2 separate regions of the Homo sapiens genome follow, and region 1 is linked to region 2. A link is an interaction called in ENCODE POLR2A ChIA-PET data of the cell type or tissue named here. Cell type or tissue: PC-3. All regions are shown on one strand. Each heading gives the region's core, and the rest is flanking DNA. Links, peaks and the distances in the headings are about the cores only. Region 1 has its middle 29 kb from the start of TSG1. Region 2 overlaps LOC105377899 (a long non-coding RNA gene).

Region 1 (9,976 bases), core at 1,143-9,142, 99 kb before region 2:
TAATTGAAATAATCATATTTCAGAGAGAAAAAAAAACATTTGGTCTCTAAAATATATTTGCTTAAAAAATGTATTGCTGCAATATTATTGAACTTTTAAAAAGGAGGTATAAAGATCTTCATGCAAAACTAAAAGGGATGTGATTACCAAAATCACTCCAACATCTGGTAGTAGGTCTTAAAAACTCCCCTCTGACTGTCAAAATCAGTAGTTCCCTTTACACCAGGCCTCTTATTTCCTTACAGACTTTTCTTTTAAAACAGAATTTGCTTTATAGAGAACACAGCATAATGTAGAATGCAAACTAACAACGATAAAAATGACAATATACATTGCCTAATTTTCAACAAAGCAGTGAGTTTATGTTTACTCTCCCCCACAAAATGGTGTTCATGCTTTTTAATTGATGTTAGTGTGACTCATTTGACAGAGCTTATCATGCTCCAAATTCTAAGTATGTAGGACCCTACCCTAAGAATTCTGGAGTCATTGTCTTCAAGGAGTTTACTCTTTTGTTGTAAAAACATAGTATATACATAAAATGTTAATAATAGCACATGGATAATATAATCACTAGAAAAAACTTTCTAAAGTTGGAAATTTACATTTAGTGAGTGCTTAATATCTTATTCAGGCTGTCTACAAAGTTTTCTTTTAACTAATTTCTGAAACAACCCTGAGATGAGGATATCATATCAATTTTAAATGAAGAATAAACAGGATCAGAAAGGTTAAGTGATTTGCTCAATTCCACATTGTCAGTACATAGTAGAACCAATTTTCAAATATGATTTTGGGTCCATCTGATTGCAAAAACAAGAGACAGAGAGAGACAGAGAGAGAGAGAGAGAAAAGTAACTTCACATTTTAAATCCTTGGTGATGATATAAGTCTTAAAGAATACCATTTACAGAGTAGAAAAATTGGGAGAAAAAAATAAAATAGGAGGAAAGATGAATTTATTGTTATTGTTTCTGAAGCAATGCTAGGGCATATAAATATAAATGTCCAATAAACAGAGACCATTTTTTAAAATTCCAATTTAAAAATATATTGAGGGCCAACCACGGTGGCTCATGCATGTAGTTCCAGTACTTTGAGAGACCAAGGTGGGAGAATCACTTGAACCCAAGAATTTGAGACCAGCCTAGGCAACACAGTGAGACCCTGTCTCTCAAAAAAAAAAAAAAAAGAAAAAAAGAAAAAAAAAAGAAAAGAAAAGAAAAGAAAAAAAGAAAAAGAATTTAAATTAGCCAAGTATGGTGGCACACGCCTGTATTCTCTCTCAGCTTCCCAGCTTCTTGGGAGGTTGTGGTGAAGGATGGCTTGAGCCTAGGAGGTTGAAGTTGCAGTGAGTCAGGATTGTGCCACTGCACTCCAGCCTGAGAGACAGAGCAAGAACCTGTCACAGTAAAAAATAAATCAGGACTGGAGATGTGAATATGGTACTTAATTGTCCTTCAATGTGGACACGATGAAAAGTCAATAAATGAGCAACTATATTCTTGATTCCAAACAACTAGATTATGTCCTTGAGCAGTTTGAATTCTAGAGAGTATGGGGAATAGCTAGCAAAAATGGCTGTAACAATCCCTCCCTTGCCTGTAGGTACATGCTACTCCTCATGTTAAAAAAAAAAACGGAATTTATTTATCTTCTCCTTCAATCTGGATTGACTTTAGATTTGATTTAACCATGTGGTGGAAGTGAAATTGTCCTTGTTCAGGGCCTAGACTTTAAGAGACATAGCCGCTGATTATTTCATTCTTTTGCTATCCTAAGGCTTCTAGAAAAGAAGTCTAGGCTATCCACTTGGAGAAAGTGGCCATGTGAATAAAAGGACCCCAGCAGCAGCCCAGCACCATGGTTCCTGACATGTGAGTAAGGTCACCTTTGATCCTCTACCCCAACTATCACCTGAATGAGTGAATGCAGCCAAGATCACAGAGCACAGACGAGCCATCCCTGACAAGCCTTGCTCTCATTCTTGGAAAACAGAATCATGACTAATAAGCTGGTTGCATTTTAAGCCACTAAGTATTAAAGTAGTGTGTTGCACAGTATAGCTAAGAAACAGAAGGGGACTAACAACAATTAATTTATTAAATATTTGTTTTCCTTCCTGACAGACAATGAAACATTCCCATAAGAAACATAAAGCAGGCTGGGGACAGTGGCTCACGCTTGTAATCCCAGCACTTGGGAGGCCGAGGCGGCGGATCACGAGATCAAGAGATCAAGACCATCCTGGCCAACGTGGTGAAACCACGTCTCTAATAAAACTACAAAAATTAGCTGGGCGTGGTGGCATGTGCCTGTAGTCCCAGCTACTTGGGAGGCTGAGGCAGGAGAATCGCTCGAACCTGGGAGACGTAGGAGGTTAAAGTGAGCCAAGATCATGCCACTGCACACCAGCCTGGCCACAGAGCAAGACTCTGTCTCAAAAGGAAAGAAAGAAAAGAAAAGAAAAGAAAAGAAGAAAAGAAAAGAAAAGAAAAGAAAAGAAAAGAAAAGAAAAGAAAAGAAAAGGGCCAGGCACGGTGGCTCATGCCTGTAATCCCAGCACTTTGAGAGGCCGAGGCAGGTGGATCACGAGGTCACGAGATCGAGACCAGCCTGACCAACATGGTGAAACCCCATCTCTACTAAAAATAGAAAAATTAGCTGGGCATGGTGGCACGTGCCTGTAATCCCAGCTACTCGGGAGGCTGAGGCAGGAGAATTGCTTGACCCTGGGAAGTGGAGGTCACAGTGAACCGAGATCGCACCACTGCACCACTCCAGCCTGGTGACAGAGCAAGAGTCCATCTCAAAAAAAAAAAAAAACAAACAAACAAAATAAAAAAAAGGAAAGAAAAGAAAAACATGAAGCAAGGCTTAAAGATGAAGAGCTACCAAGGAAGTGGTAAAGAAGTATTTACATTGGGTGGTCAGAGAAGGCTTCCTGAAGAGATAACATTCAAGCAGAAAAGGAAGTTAGATAACTAAATGGGTAACAGAGATGAGTCACAAACATCAGAAAAAAATATACATATATATATCTACAAATGTTTTCGTGATATGTTATAAGCAATATATTCAAATCAAATTCACCATCCTTCCTATATTGGCATCCACATAGAATGCCCATCCTGTCATCTCCTTTTCTCTGCATTACTATTTATCTTTACAAATCAATTTAGCTGTCATCTTCTCCAGGAAGACCTACCTGACTTTTCTAATCTGGGTAGTGCTCTCTTCTATGTCATCATAGCTCCCTGTATTTTCTTATATGACAGTTTGTAATATACATTAACCTTAGAGCTCTTTTAGAGTAAAGAAATTCTAACTTTGATATACCCTGCAATATGTACATTGCAGGTAAAATGGCAATGTTTTTCTGCCTCTACTTACACTGAATTCACTATTCTTTCTTTTGTTTTATTTTATTTCCTAATGGTTCCTAGTGTAAGCACGTCACCAAAATTTAGATTAAATCAAGAAAAAAGTTTTTGACCAATGGCTGCTTAATCTGTCACTGAAAAGTAGCAACAAAACCAAGCTTTTATCAACCAGAAAACATATTGTGCTTCCTTTGGGAAAGTAAACAAGACAGTAGACATAGAAGCCTCACACAAAGGGGGAAAATAAACTGAAGGATTTTAAGAGTAACACCTGTCAAATGGAGCAGTAATGTGTATGGTTTGACAAAATAGGCTGGTGACTGTCAAAGTAAATAATAAATCTTCCAGCTCTGACTAATGACTGAACTATGCTGGAAGACTTGAGGGAAGCATCCAATAAAATGCAAAATTGAAAGAAAAATTGGAACGGTCGGCACAGCCTCCTAGCAGCTAAATTTCAAGTAATTTTGGAAAAACACAAACCATTCACCAGGTTCCATGGCAGAGGGAAAAGTTCCAAAAACTGTTCTGATTGAGCATTCTGCTTTAGTTAGGAAATCACATCTCTTCTGATGGAGTGCCAAGAAGTTGGTTTCTGCTTTTTCAATACAGAAAAAATCCTGCCGTGACTGTGACATTCTCTGTGCAGACATTCAGCTGACTGCCAATAATATCATTAGGGAAGAACAGCTAGAGCTGGACCCCTTTGTACGTAGAGTGAAGCAAACTGCAGAAAAGGCATAGATCCAGGGAAAGCCCATCTCTGATACCTTTCTATTTTCATTTCTTCCCAATTCAGGTACCTAATTTCCTTTAGTCACAGCTTCTTAGAAGACTATCTTATTTTTTCTTACCAGCAAGCAAAGATTTTCTAACATTATTATAAAGAAAACTGGCCAAGTGTCTGCTGATTATGTTATGATCCTTCCAGGGGCAGTTTCATTTATATAAATTGTTTCTTGAGGACCCAAAAAGCCTTGATAAATTTCTGTTCTAGAATTTAATAATATATCACAAGTGGAAGAATGCATCACTAGTGAAAGAATTTTAAGCACCTCAAAAACACAGTTCTATAAAAGTCATCTTTTTTCAGAAACTTTCCACTTATCTCTCAAGTTCAAAGTAGCAGAGGTGAGTACTGGTTTTCCCTCTGTCTGACTCCTTTAATTTTGTCTTTGTTTCCAGAGTAAACTATGCTCTAGATTCCCTATATCATAATGAAAGAGAGAGGAGGAAAAACAAAGTATCCTTTTTTAAGGGGGGACCATCTCTAGGTATTATTTAGCCTGCAATAGCATGGCTTGCTTTCTTATTTAATTATTTTTATTTATGTTCTTCCACTATTTATTTCTCCTTCATGTCTTTTATGCATTAGATTGTATTGAACCTAGTTCCAAATATGTTTTTTTCATAAAATTTGGTTACTGTTATAAGTAAGCAAAGTTGAGATGAGAAATAAACTAAATATTAAATCTAAAAACATACGTTTAATATTTGTTTTTTTCTAACTTAAATATATTTGCTAAAATCTGTAATTTAAAAACCTCCTAACCATTTTATTTATTTTAGGCACTGTCTTGAAGAATTATACTGGTCTAAAAACTGCATTTTATTAATATATTATTTTCATAGCCATACTTATGAAAGCAAAACATCAAGACATTTTCTGATTACAGAATGAATATTTGAATTCAAGATCATGCCAGATTTATGGCTAGCAAATCGCTGTCAATGTGTATCCCAAGTGCAGTGAGAGGTTGGCTCCCTCAAATACCCATGACTCAGAAATGACAGGAATCAGGATGCCTTTGCTTCTTTCCCAGTGATTTCAACATTCTAGGATGATTTGATTCAACAACCCTTTGGTTGATCCATTCTACTCTGATAGGTGGTTATCCAACCCAGTCACCACCATGTCCAAGGAATCCTGTACTTCTTGCAGCAATTATTCTGCTTGGCAGGACTCTCTTCTCTGAAGCTTTCTCTGCTCATTTTTCTTGCTGCCTCTGCAGGGTCAGTAATGTGTCTGCCAGTAAAGTGTTGTCTCTTTCCATTTCCTATTCCCATAACCACAAGGAATAGAAGCAGTTCCTTCGTTGAGGAAAGAGTATTTGTCCATTAATAACCACGCTAGTCTAGCATTCAAATCCCTCGTTGACACTTAGGTCATTTTTACCTTGGACTACTACAACCACATACTGTGCTGTCTCCAAGGCTTTATTCTTCTCTCCAGTTTAAAATGATATGCACTCTACAGTTCAAATCATTTTCTAGATGCATTTAAGTTATGCCCATGGGAAGAAAGAGCCTGAGCTTGGCAATATTGCATACAGGAAGTGTGGTGTGGAATGCAAAGAATTGTCTAAAAGAAGCATTTAAATACACTATATGATGACAGAGACTCAGCTTAATAGTTTTTTGCACTCCAGGAATCAAGAAATTCCAATAAACTATTACAATTTTAATGGCTACCTTTGACAAATTATGAGAATTTGATCTGCCTGGATCCCACCTTATTACAAAGTTATTAAAAATATTTTGTGTAATTTGCAAAGTAAAAAGTCACTGAATAGTACTGTCATGTTGTTATTTACTAACTTCTACTCTGATGCAGTCAAATCAGCAAAGAAATTGTAGGAAGCTCCTTGAACAATAGGTACATGGTTTGCCAAATATGCTCATAAGAAGAAAAAGCAAAACTTAGAGGAATGTGAGACTGAAATAGAAAAAACAAACAAACAATTGTCTGCTATCCTGGGAAACTCTGTTTAATTTCCTGGCATCTGAGCCATTTTTGTAACCTATGTTTTGGAATTACTATAGCCCTGTATGAAAGAGTTAATTCATTACCAAAAGGTGAGCCATTTCCTGTCTACTCAATTGTAGAATCAGACTAAGTACTATTTTATCAAAGGAGCATTGGCTGTCACCCAGCGTTAATCATTTTCAGAACAATTATGATTTACTTTAGACATAAGGCTGATGGATTTTTATTTCCAGATTCCATTTTGGCAACTTTAAGCCTTACCTCATATGTAAGACTATTACTAAAAACAGTGCCTCTCCAAATTTTCATCCTTCATTATTTCTGTTTCTCCCTAAAAAAAAAAAAAAAATTAAAATTAAAATTAAAAAAATACAATTAATTACATTCGTTAGTTAGCCAATGTGATTGCCAATGCTAGCTTAAACATTGTTTGTATATAATTTTACATAGATGTGGAGCCAATAGAGATCTGAATGATTGTGTGCTTTTACACATCTTTTAGCTAAATTAAAAATCCAAAAGCTAAATCTTGTGTTCTGGGACAGCATGTGAATTTGATATTTCCTGGCGGCTATTGGAACCATAAACCATTGAATAGACTATATTCATTCATTTAAGTGGTTTGTGACTGTGAAAGACTAAATATTTACAATGTCTTTTATCCTTGGATACAATGTAATGATTTCATCATTTTAATAGCCTTTTACTCAAATGTGGTTGCATCCTGGTTAGATTTTAGACATGCATTTCAAATAGTTTGGGTCTCTGTAATCATTTCAATGACTCCCAAGATTGAAAAACAATATATAGCAAGAGTTCAAGTCTTTGAACTTATTACTTTAGTTTTGATTTATGTCTTCCCTCCAGAATTTTGCCCTGTTTACCAAACTTTGCTCTAAATGTTCAGATAAGAGATATTTGTGCTGAGTTGGTCAGTGGAAGGTCACTAACAGATCCCAGGCATATATTTATAAGTGCAAGTGCATGTACACAAATAGGGATTTGGCAACTTAATGTGAATGAACCAAGACAAAACCATAGCAGTCACTATAGAAACAATTAAAACAATATGCCCCCACTGAAAGCTATGGAAATAGCTTTGTGGTACATATGAAAACACAGTATTATCCCATTAAAGCAAATATCTAGGTTTTTTTTCCCTTTTAGACAGTCCTAACAAATGCCAGAATCTCTTTGTCTCATTTCAGAACGAAAAATTGATTTGTGTCTTCTTTCCTACCTCACGTAGGGTGAAAATTAAATCTGGTTTATTTTCAACATAAAAATGTAGAAACAACATTGGTTCATTTTACATTTGGTTCTAATAATCACAAATATTTATTTCTATGAATATTCAGTCTTCTGAATAGCAGGAAAATAAAAATACTGACTAACATATACATTGTCAAAATATAATTTGTGATTACTTCCCCTAAGGTGCAGAATGGATATGATCACTTAGAACTTTTGTACCAAGAATTTTTAAATGCTCAGCTCAGAGTAGTTGATACCAATGATTATTTTATGAACCATTATCCTAAAATACCTATCTAAAACGTACAATAACTTGGTTGGATCTTCTGTCAAACCATAATTTATGTCACAATGAGGTTAGATGCCAAATGAAATAAATAAAGGCTAAGGAATTTTTTGGCTTGTAATATACTGATACTTAATGAATGTTCAAAGAAAATCATGTTCAAAGGGGTGTCTTTTTTTCTACCCTACAAGGAGAAAAATATATATACTTTGGTTCTTTACCTGTTGATGGTTCTTTACCTGATAGGGTGACTTAACCCTTCATTCCTGAAAGGTCTGGGCCATTTGCAGTTCTGCCAGAATTGGATTGTCATAGTTTTCCATTGACTTTAATTATAGGGTATGTTAATACTAGGAGACACACTAAGGAATCTTCTGGATTTCAGACATACTCTTCCTTACCTTTATTGAGGAGGATTAGTTCAATTTCCCCTTCGTCATCAGGATTAATAATCCCAGCCAACACCACATCTTTCTTCTTGCCTGTTGACTCAAAGGCATGAGGAACCCAAAATGGCCAGGTGGCAGTCTTAACATCCAACACAATGAAATCATTGTTGTGTCTCCTGGTAGAAGCATTTGTTTCTGTGGAACTAAGACCTCTAGGCTGACAGAAATTAAAGCTGCAGAAACAGGAACCAAAAATTTTGCTAGTGGGTCACCAAAGGTAATTGTAAGTGATGCCACTCCCATTTCCACTCTTTGACTCCTAGACCTATATATCCTGGCTATCAGAGAAAGAGTACCACATAATGACACTGATTCAGAGCCTTCTGGAGAATCTTGCTCCAGCCCTGAAAGGTATTATTACCTAGCTGGTGCTGTAATTCAGTCTTCAAAAGAACATTCCATCATTCTATCAAGCCAGCTGCTTCAGATTGGTGGGGAACATGGTGAAATCAGTGAAATCCATGAGCATGAGCCCATTCTTGCACTTCTTTTGTTTTGAAGTGAGTTTCTTGCTCAGAAGCAATACTGTATGAAATACAATAACGGGAAATCAAAAAAAAATGGCTAGGAGGTTATTGTAATTATCCAGACCAAAATGATTCACAACTTATGTTAATTTGATTGTCCTGAAAAAGATGAAGAGGGAATGAGTTTGAGATAGAGATGTGGTAAGATTAATAAGATCTTCCCATGTAGAGATGGGGAGTATAGGTAAAGTAAATAGTATGTTGGTGTGATGAGTATATGTAATATATAAAATGTGTATAATTCTCTAAGCATGTGCTTAAATCTCTATGAGTATGAGAAGTATCCACTACTCTCGTGTGCTTCTCTGTGATGTTTGTCAATAACTACTTTATTCCCTATTTAACATTTTTCCCCACAGCAGATAAAGGATTTTTAAAATGTGTAAAGCAGATGCAAGCTGGAAATCCCTTTCTGTTAGTAATTTCTGAGATTGGATATGGATGATTAAAAAAAAAAACCACTGTGCCTACCCCTTCTTATCATGCTTTCATTTGGACAGCACTCTGTCAAGTCATAGGATTTTGGCCGCGATCTTTCTTACCATGTTTGGTGGGTGGCAATTAATCACATGGTGTGCATCACCCTTTTCACCCAGTACACTAATATACTGTGCTCAAGGATGCAAATGTTCATGGTAAAAACTTATCTGTTTGCATCCCCATGTTGAACGCATCCCGCATGTTGAATGAATGGCCTTAAAATTCCTGCATCGTTGTTGTCTATCTTCTGTTGTAATAGAGATACAGGCAGGAATTTAGCCTAATTAATTCCCATTTATAACACTCAGCACTGCCCCCTAAAAATATAGACATTTAATAAATGTTTTGGTGATAAAGGAATAACTTATCTTTCCTTGGATGCATCCCTTTCAACTGAACCAAGAAAAGCATACATTGTACTGGTTTAGGGAGGATAAATGTAATTCCATGACAATTAAAAATGATAGGAGGAGTAGAAACCCATCCATCTATCTAATGACTAAACTTCGCTGGTGAAGATTTGATAATTCTAGTGAATGTTTTAGTGGAGGAGACTTTTATTTTAATATATTAAAAAATTGAGGAAAGTCTAACTTTGTTAACTCAGTAGCTTCAAGCCATTTGAAGCAACCACAGTGAACTGAAGAAAAGGGTCTGATCTATATTTTCACTTCAGAACAAAAGAAAACGATGTTTATCCTATTTAAATTAGTTCAAATTTTGTTCCTATTATTTCCAATATAATATATAAATTATAAAATCTAAGTCATATATACATACCCATACCACACGTGATTTAATATATGATATATATCCATAGCTCCACATGA
Region 2 (9,976 bases), core at 1,231-9,230:
GGATCATTCCTCACATAGCAGAAGAGAACAAACCCACTTACACAAGCTCTTTTTATAGTAACATTACTCTGTCCATGAGAGTGGAGCCCTGATGACCTAAACACATCCAACTGGTGCCACCTCCAAATCCTGTTGCACTGGGGACTAAGTTTCAACATGAGTTTTTGAGAGAACAAACACATTTAAACCCTAGCACCTGGGATACAGGGTGGTAGCTGAGGCTCTGAGACACATCAGGCAGCCTCTTAATATTAGGACTTGGTTTTCCACACTCCATTCTCCTGCTCTACAGTGATTTTCTCTACGGGTAGTATTTAAAACATAAATGCATTTTAGCTATATGCATAATGAATTTAATAATATTTCTCAAAAGTTCTCATTGGTAAAACTTATAGCATAGTTTACATGTATAGCCTATGCCTATGAAAGCCAAGTTAAATTAGGTGAGGAAAATATCTGAAATTAAAGGAAAATTCAGCAGTAATGCTAAAATTTTAATTCTAGGAAAAATGTTGAAAACATTCTTTTTTTGCTTTTTTTTTCAGTTTGATTGTAAACATCGTTCTGTACGTCTGAGTATTTATTTCCAACTTTATTTAAGTTATGGTTAGAAGAATGGATGTTAGTATGAGAAAGACCATCACAGAATAGCTATATGTCCTTAGGGAAATTTCTTTACTTCTCTAAGCCCTAATTTTATTTTTATGTAAAATACAATTGATACTAATATTGCTCCTATACTGTTGTGTGAATTAAAACAGGCAATTTGCATAATGCTCTTAACACATTGCCTGGCGTACCATAAGTACTGAAAAATGTTAATAGGTTTATTGTTGTTATTTCTAATTGCCTATAAGGAAAATCCAAATGGCCAGGTGCTATCTTTTATCAGACATTTGAAATTCAATTGTGTATAATTTATTGATAATCCTCTCTTTGTTCTTTAAACATATACTTGAAAACAAGAGAAAGTTTTAATTATATATAAATGTGAGTAAAGCTACAATCTACAGAGTTATGGATTCTGGCTACTACTGACATCAAGAATCATTCACGTGCTTTTCAGCAAGCATCACCATATGTTTACTTACTTCGTTTATTTTATTTTATTCTTTCTTTATTTTTCTGAGACAGAGTCTCGCTCTGTCGCCCAGGCTGGAGTCCAGTGGCACGATCTCGGCTCACTGTAACCTCTGCCTCCCAGGTCTAGCAATTCTCCTGCCTCAGCCTCCCGAGTAGCTGGGATTACAGGTGCCTGCCTCCATGCCTGGCTAATTTTTGTATTTTTAGTAGAGATGGGTTTCACCATGTTGGCCAGGCTGGTCTCGAACTCCTGACATCATGATCTGCCCACTTCGGCCTCTCAAAGTGCTGGGATTGCAGGAGTGAGCCACCTCTCCTGACCCTTACTTCATTTTTTAAGAAAGAACCAGTCTATTTAAATTTGTGTTACAGATTTAAATTTTGTGAAAAATAAGGGAAATTACCATAAACAGCATCATGGCATCAATTTACACAAATTACATGCCACTAATTGCAATATAAAATCTAATGGCAATGTGAATCTTGGTCTTATTTCCAAGTGTTATACTAATTATTTTTTTGCTAGAAAATTTGGCATAATTTATATTTAAAACAGTTTTATGTTAACTCTGATATTATTTTAAATTATTTTTATAGAGTTCATCTTTCTGTATTTGCGACTTATTATTGGAAGCTGAAAGTTTTACCTGGCAGGTTTTATTCCTTAGGAAGATTTTGGAACTGTAAAGGAATGATGATAGGTGGACATTCACGAGTGATTGTTCTCTTCATTCTTGTGTGTTTCCTGTTTCAAAATGCATTCCTCATAAATATTTTTCTTATTTGTACTTTCAAAATCTACACAAATAGTTATTACTGAGGAAACATATAAAACATTTGTATAACTTACAAGAACTCACATCAAATTCCCATTGTTCTTGGAAAATAAGAATTAGTGAAGATACATTTTTGTGAAAAATGGGATAGTCTGTAAAATGTGTATATACATTTATATAAAGATTATGTGTATGTTTTATTTTTGGAATATTATTATTAGTATTTTGAATGAGGTTAATTTACACACAATAGAAAATAAGTTTCTTTCAAAATATTTTATAAAATGTTAAAAAACTAATAAGCAATTTTATATACACATAAGTGGCACCTCCTTAGCAACACTACACAGAAACTTCCATAATGATTTAGCACACATTTTGGCAAGTTTTAAAAAATATAAAATGATTGAATAATAAATGAATGGCATTTAAAAATATATATGGTATTATCTATGGTATTATTTCTTGTAAATCATTGCTATATGTTTGCCTTTCCATGGCAATGCAAAGTAAATGGTAAAATCTGGTATTCTCAAGTGGCAATAGCTGAAATTATGGTGAAGAGAAGTGCATGGTAAAGAACAGGTGCAAGCCGTTTATCTTCATTTTCTCTGTCTTCTATTGGTTAATACCTATTTAAAGTTTGAAGGTAGTGGTGCCTGCCACCGCCCACTTAAAAGAAAAAAGAGGGAGGCTGAGGCAGAGAATTGCTCAAACCCAGGAGGCAGAGGTTCCAGTGAGCTGAGATCATGCCACTGCACTCCAGCCTGGGTGACAGAGCCAGACTCTGTCTCTAAAAAAAAAAAAAAAAAGAGAGAGAAAGAGAGAAGAAAGTGTCGCTCCTTTCTGTTAAGCAAAGATTTGACTTTTAAAATGGCAGGATTAATATCCCTTCTAAAACATTGTTCCTAATTGGAAATCATACAGAATCTATACAACAAGCCACGAAGGTTAGCAGTGGTGGGTGAGGAGCTCTCATGGCTGACAGACAGATAATTGGAGAACAAGAAAACTTGTACTTATCGGAGCCCAACAGCCTCCAGGAAGGAAAGGTCCTTTGCCAGCACTAGATCCAACACTTGACTGGTGTGTGGTTAGACACAGAACGATGATCACAGCATTGGATGCAGTCAGAATTTAATACCCTGGCAGCTGTAGAAACAGTAAGACAATCCACCTCACCATAGTGGAATTGAGTAACATTCACAGGCTTCACTGGGGGTTCAGAAAAGCACAACAGTGCCTACACCCCGGAGCTTCTTATGATTCTCCAGAAGTTTGAATTTTTTTTTTTTCAAAAGGAACATTAACTCAAGGTCATTTCTCCTGACTGATGTTTTAGTGATTAATTTCATTTTCTTTGTTCAAGTGGCCTGTGTATACCTTACAAACTTGTATCAACAAATTGGGTTAGTAGCCTATTAGGCTAAGAAAAATAAAATTATCCCTTCCTCATATTCTCTGTGTACTCTGTATTGTAGCATGAGTATGTCTCCCTAGGTCCTGGCTATCTTTAAATGATAAGGTAAACTTTAATAGAAAAATTATGAGTATGCGTAAGAGTACTGCTAATCTGATTTTCCTTAAATTTTAAATAATTAGAAATCAGGGAAATAGGAAAATACTTCATTTTATGGATCCAAATATGATCGTTTTGGAATCCAGCAATGCTAGATTTTTAATTGTAGTTTGCTCAATTCAGTGAGACATCTCATGTCTTTGGACATTGGTGTGTTGTTTTTCTTTGAATGAATATGACCATTTGCTAGAGTGACATTTCCATATGCTTTGTTCTTTTACAAATCCTTAAATGTGTTTTCTCAATAAGAATAAACACCTTATTCTGTTTGAAAATCTAAGAAATATTTTTTTTAAATCTTTCATAGAAATACTTAGTGCTCAGAAGAGTAGAATACACAGTCTTTATGATAGAGAAGAAAACAAACCAATAAGTAGATATCTTGGATCAGCTGGGAAGCAAACAGAGGAACCGGAGCAGGAGGAATGTGCATGTGGTGGGTGTGGGTGTGTGTGTGTGCATATGTGTCTGTGCATTTTATTGCAGTTGCTGGTATTCCCACCCGTTTCTCAGGAGGGAGGAAACAAAGGGAGCAGGTGAGAGGTTTGGGTGAGGAATTTTTCCAAGGAGTAAATGAAGAAAAGCAGAGTTATGTGCAAGTTGGTGGGGAACTATTAAAAGAAAAAACAAACAGCTGTTAAAAACCAAACAAAACAAAACCCACAGGCTACCATTTCAAAGAAGCTTTGTCTTCCTATCCATAAGAATAGCAATTGATTTTTCTTTAAATTTTCAGAAACTATTAAAAGTATCAAGCGTGTTTCTTTTCTAAGATTTGGTTGATATGTTGGTTGTCCTAGAATTTTGTACTAGTTATTTGGTTAATAACAAATCAGCATTGTGTTTTTATAGCGGAGAGAAAAGCTAGGAGTTAGGACTGTTTCACAAGCCAGTGATAGACTTGTAACTAACAGGGGCATTTATTACTTGCACCAACTAGAGGTAACTGATTAAGTATATCTGGAATAGTTTTGCCTTCTGCTGGAGATGAAAAACAGGGCTCTCCAAAAGACTGTGTGTACAACTAAAGAAGACATTTTGGGCACATGCAAACAGATACAAATGGCTAGTAATTTATCTCAAATTTTAAAAATAGGGACCTTTTTGGCAGTGGTGGATTTTTGTTTGCTTTTTGATGGTTATGTTAATGCAATCGTTCTCATAGTTGGACATTGTTTATGAATATACTCTGTGCAGAGGTCAGCAATTATTTTCTCTATAGGCAGGCTGATGATAGATAGATAGAATTTAGTTTTAGCTTTATTGGCCACATATGGCCTCTGCCACTGCTGCTTCTCCTCCCACTTCTTTTCCCTCTTCTTCTCTTCTTCTCCCTCCATCTATTAGACTACTTTCACCTTTCAAAAATGTCAAAATTATTCATAGCTCCTGTGACATGTCAATTCAAGCCATGAGTCAGATTTGAGCAGTGGGTCATAGTTTGTCAAATCTTGCCTTATAGTTCTACAAGCTGTGTCAGGAAGATCTTCTTGGTCACCAATGAGGATTAATATAGGATGTTGTAAGATCTTTGTTTTTAAAACCAGAAGGTTATTGATTCTGCCTAAAATGTCCAAATTGTTCCTCCCATACAATAAAATAATGAATCACTAATTAAAACCAGAGTGAGATACCATCTTACCCTAGAAAGAACAGCCATTACTAAAAAGTCCAAAAGCAATTAGTATAGGCACAGATGTGGTGAAGAGGGAATGCTTATACATTGCTGGGAGTAATGTAAATTAATACAGCCTCTATGGAAAACAATATGAAGATTTCTTAAAGAACTAAAAGTAGATCTACCATTCAACCCAGCAATCCCACTACTGAATATCCAACCAAAGGAAAATAAGTCACTATATTTACAAAACCTGTATACATATGTTTATTGCAGCATAATTCACAATTGCAAAGATATGGAATCAACTAAGTGCCCATCAGCCATTGAGTAGATAAAGAAAATGTAGTGTATATGTGTGTGTGTGTTTGTGTGTGTGTGTGTGTGTGTGTATATATATATATAATATATATATAATGAAATACTACTCATCCATAAAAAAATAATGATATAATGTCTTTAGCAGCAACTCAGATGGAACTGGAGGCCATTATTCTAAGTGAAATAACTCAGTAACAGAAAGCCAAATACTATATGCTCTAATTTATAAGTGGGATCTAAGCTATGGGTACACAAAGGCACACAGAGTGATACAAAGAGCATTGAGCACTCAGAAGCGGGAGGGTGGAAGTGGAGTAAAGAATGAAAAACTGCCTATTGAGTACAATGTATACTATTCAGGTGACAGGCACACTAGGTACACTAAAATCCCAGACTTCACCACTATACAATTCATTCGTGTAACCAAAAACTACCTGCACCTGTAAAGCTACTGAAACAAAAAAATGAGAAAATATAAAGTAATTCAGCACTGAGGAGCCACTTACTTAAGAACATAACATTAGGAAGACATTAACCACAGGGCCATGGACCATTATTGCAAGAAATGACCTTAAAGATCAATCTATTTAACACTGATTTGTTTTAGAAGTTGTTTTATTTTCCAGATGAGGAAACACACTCTGAGAAAAAGTGTAACTATAGGTTGCCTTCTATAATTCTTTCTTAAAATATCAGGTAGACTTAAGAGCATCAATTTTAAATCAATGCCGTTTATCATTGTCCAAGATTTCTAAAGTGTTTGCATCTCACTAAAACACTGACTTTGTAGAGATAATTTAAATAAGGTTAAAAGATAGGCGATGACGTGCAAAGTAAGATCCAACTGCATGTTTACATAACAGATACTTAATTTAAACACAAATCATAACTTGTGTTTGAATTTAAATGTCTGTTATTTTCCAAGGCCCATCTTATGAAGGGCCTTTTACCCTGATCCTAACTCCATAAATGTCCCTAACCAGTAAACTGGGGATTCATTTTTCGTGAGACTTAGCCTACTTTCTCAGTCACCTTCCTTTTTCACTTTTCACAGTTTTCCTGAATCATCTTATCAATATCCATAAGTTTTATATCTAGTGTCCCAAATCTCTACCTTTACAATTCTAGCCCTGTCTTTCTTTCTCTTGATTCATATATGTGATTTCCTGTTAGGCACCTTTTTCTGGTGCTACCACATGTGTCACATATATAACATGCTCAAATTATAACCAATTCTCATTTTTCACAAACTGCCTTTATCTGTATTACAATATCAGCTTCATCCAATTCCCCAACAGTGAATACTAGGCATCCTGCTTAACTTATCTAGCCCCTCTTTATCCCCATGCTAAATGACTTATTGAATTTTGTTGATTCTATCTCTTTTGTATCTTTTATATCCATCTGGTTTCCATTTCCACCACTACTGAATTAGTGCAGGACCTCATTATCCTGGCTTATGCTAGTTCAATAATCTCTCTGCCAGCAGCCTTGACCCTCTCTAATCCATATGACACTGCAGCTATAGTAATCCTTTAAAATGCAAATTTAATCATCTTATTTCTTTGTTTAAATCCTTCAAATGGCTTTTCATTTCCTATAGGTTAAAATCCACATGCATTTTGGTGGCATACAAGTCACTTTCATGATCTCACACCCAAACTCATCTCTTGCCTCTGCACTCCATAGGAACCTCCAATCTTGATAACCTAGGCTGATTTTTTAGTTTCTGTACAGCCCAAATATAATTCCTCACATTCTGCTTTCTCTACTTATGAGGTCCTTTACTTCATCATCCACATCTCGAATTCTCACCTATATTTAATATTTAGCATAAGTGGAACATTATCTGTAATCGTCAGTGTTCTCCAGAGAAACAGAACCAATAGGAGACAGACAGAGGGAAGAGATATTTAATGAGAATTGGCTCATGTGATTATAGAGGCTATGAATTCAAAATCTACAGGGTAGCCTGGTGGTATGGGAGACTGAAGGAGAGCCAATATTCCAGTTTGAAAGCCATTAAGTAGGAAGAGTCAGTGTTACAGATGATGAAATCCAAAGACAGTCAGCTGAAGGAGTCTCTCTTAATCCTGGGAAGTCAGTCTTTTTGTTCTATTAAGGCCTTCAACTGACTGGATGGGGCTCACCCACAACACGCAGAGCAATCTGCTTTACTCATGCCCACTGATTTAAAGGTTAGTCTAATATGAAAACACCCTCACAGAAACACCCAGAATAATGTTTGACCAACTACCTCGGAACCCCATGGCGCATCCCAATTGACACAATATTAACTATCACACTCTATATGAAGTAATTCTTCACTCCTTCAGAAAGAGTTAGTTGATTATTCTCTCATGCCACAAACACATCTACTATATATGCCTTTATTTTATTTATAATATTTTTTACACTTATTTATGTCAATCTCTTTTACCAGATATTAGATCAACGAGGAAGGAAATCACAGGTGACAAATACATGGCAAATTCAGTGCTTGATGGTAAGTGAATAAATGAACGGAGCAAAATAAATCTTTGAAAAATAGACATGAAAAGCAGTATACAAATAATTATTTTAATAAAACTAGATTACTGTGGCCAATGGTATGGTCAGAAAAATAATAAAACTAAACATTGCAGAGCTTTCAATTTTTTAAATATGTTATCTCATTTGATTCTGACATTAGTCATGCATACAAGTGGCTGGTTTTTTTCCCCATCTAATAAAAGTGGCAATTGAGGCTTAAAGAAGATATGGATTTGACCAATGTTGCAGAGTTAGCAATTGTCACTGCCAGGACTTCCGTACTCCATCTGTTTAGCACTTTTCCCTGCAACAGCCAGATTTTAATAAAAGCCTGTTCTAGTCTCCTATTATGTGATTTTTTAAAGCTAAGTATCTTTTACTTAGTTATTAATTTTTAGACTCTCACTGTACATGGTGAATTGATGTGCTGCTTCTTGGAGCAATATGTTGGAACATGCTACTGCTTGACTCATTTCCAATTTTCAATATCTGTAAAAAATGGAAGTAGTTCAAATAGCTGCAAATTAAAGCACAGTTTAAAACCACTGTATCATATCAAACCTATCTGTGCTTTGGTTTATAAGTGCACGCTGCTTGTGCATGGATAATCCATCACAGCTTAAAATTAGAAAAAGACTTGCAGCAGGTCACTGATTTCTCTGACAACATGACCTTCTAAATACTTCTTAAACTAAATAGATGTGTTTTCCTCTGAATGTTTTCAAATCAAGACACTTTCAGTGGAGGTTCATTTCTGTACTCTGGAAAGCCCATTCGAGTCTATGATTTAATTAAATTGGTATTTGCATTTATAAAACAGAAGTAACCGAGGGCAAGGGCATCTACTTATATATGTGTCCTAGTTCTATAATAGAGATGTGCACATCTGTCAAGGTTGTTGAAACTAAATCTGTGTGTCCTCTAATGTTGGATGGTATTCTGGACACTGCTTTAGCTTGCCTACAGAGCAGTGTCAGATTTCACAGATCCTCAAGGGATAAAAGGAATCTGTACTGAGATGTGGTAGTATTGAATTTGGCTAGTATTTCTCATCTCCCATTTTAAAACCTGATTTTATTATGTTTATTTTTGGTAAACACTTAAAAAGTCTAGGGATAACTATAAATGTATCTGTTCACATATACCCACCCAATATCAAATATCCAGCAAATATCAAATACTCAGCTATTTAAAAACATGTACATTACTAACAGAAGATTTGTTCTTCACAAAGATATTTAGAATTTTGTAAATACAGCATTTTTTCTGGACTCAGTGTTCATGTTATTCCTTTAAATCAATTTTCTTCTCTTTGCTTATGTGACTGGCATTCCAGATAATATTCCCCTTTTCATGCATTATTTTATACAAACTCCCCAAGATTTGTATCTCCCCCATCCCCCATACTTGCAATTTTAAGTTTTTTATAACATTCCATTTGAAGAAATAGTGGGTGATATTTTTATAAGGAATTGTGGGCTTCTTATAGGATGAGGGTAGTGATCATATTTCTTTTAGCCAGAATCACCATATTGTTAACTATGAATTGCAGAAAGGAAGAATGCTTCTTTAGAGTATAAGATATGTGACCTGGTCTGCCTGTGGTGGGAAAAGACTTAAACTTGTGTGATTGTAGGGAGGAAGCTTTAGGCTTTTTATTGGGAGCTGTTCCAGGAAGTTGTGTGCAGCTGAGACAGAGAATATATTAGTGGGCTTCTCCTCACAGGGAGATGGTGTAAATACAAGAGTTTGGAAAGTAGAATGGGGGCTGGGGTGGGGATACTGCCGCAGCTGTGGAGAACTGCATACTTCTTTTTGCCTAATGAGAGGGATCTAGAAGAAGCATCTGGCAGCAGGGAGGGTCTACATTTTATTATAGACAAGAATAGAAGATGAAAGGATATGGTAGATGGAATACATGCACTTTAGAAAAGCATTTAATACAATGTCTGGTGAAATTGCACTTTAAAATACTTCTAGTACATATAACCCTCAAAACAGATGAGAAACACATGAGAAACTGCACATAAAGGAAATGGCATCATAGCTAGAAGTAGTTGGCATCAA

Evidence for each region. ChIA-PET counts read pairs that join two places held together with the same protein. Peaks named below come from ENCODE experiments on the same cell type or tissue, not always from the same donor. Only the 100,000 strongest peaks of a DNase experiment are listed, where the experiment ranks them.
Region 1: POLR2A ChIA-PET joins it to region 2 with 11 read pairs; 2 of 35 experiments call an interaction of 5 or more read pairs at or near these places.

What each region holds. Positions count from the first base shown.
Region 1 is chr6:93,672,996-93,682,971 of GRCh38, reverse strand. No RefSeq gene overlaps it. Among named protein-coding and RNA genes, the nearest start is that of TSG1, 29 kb to the left of the region's middle. In PC-3, for the core only: no CTCF peak of the experiment used is centred there; a DNase peak (open chromatin) is centred at 5,201; H3K4me3 peaks cover 1,051 bases; H3K27ac peaks cover 4,266 bases.
Region 2 is chr6:93,574,579-93,584,554 of GRCh38, reverse strand. All of the region lies in intron 3 of LOC105377899 (a long non-coding RNA gene), which reads right to left. Among named protein-coding and RNA genes, the nearest start is that of TSG1, 130 kb to the left of the region's middle. In PC-3, for the core only: no CTCF peak of the experiment used is centred there; no DNase peak of the experiment used is centred there.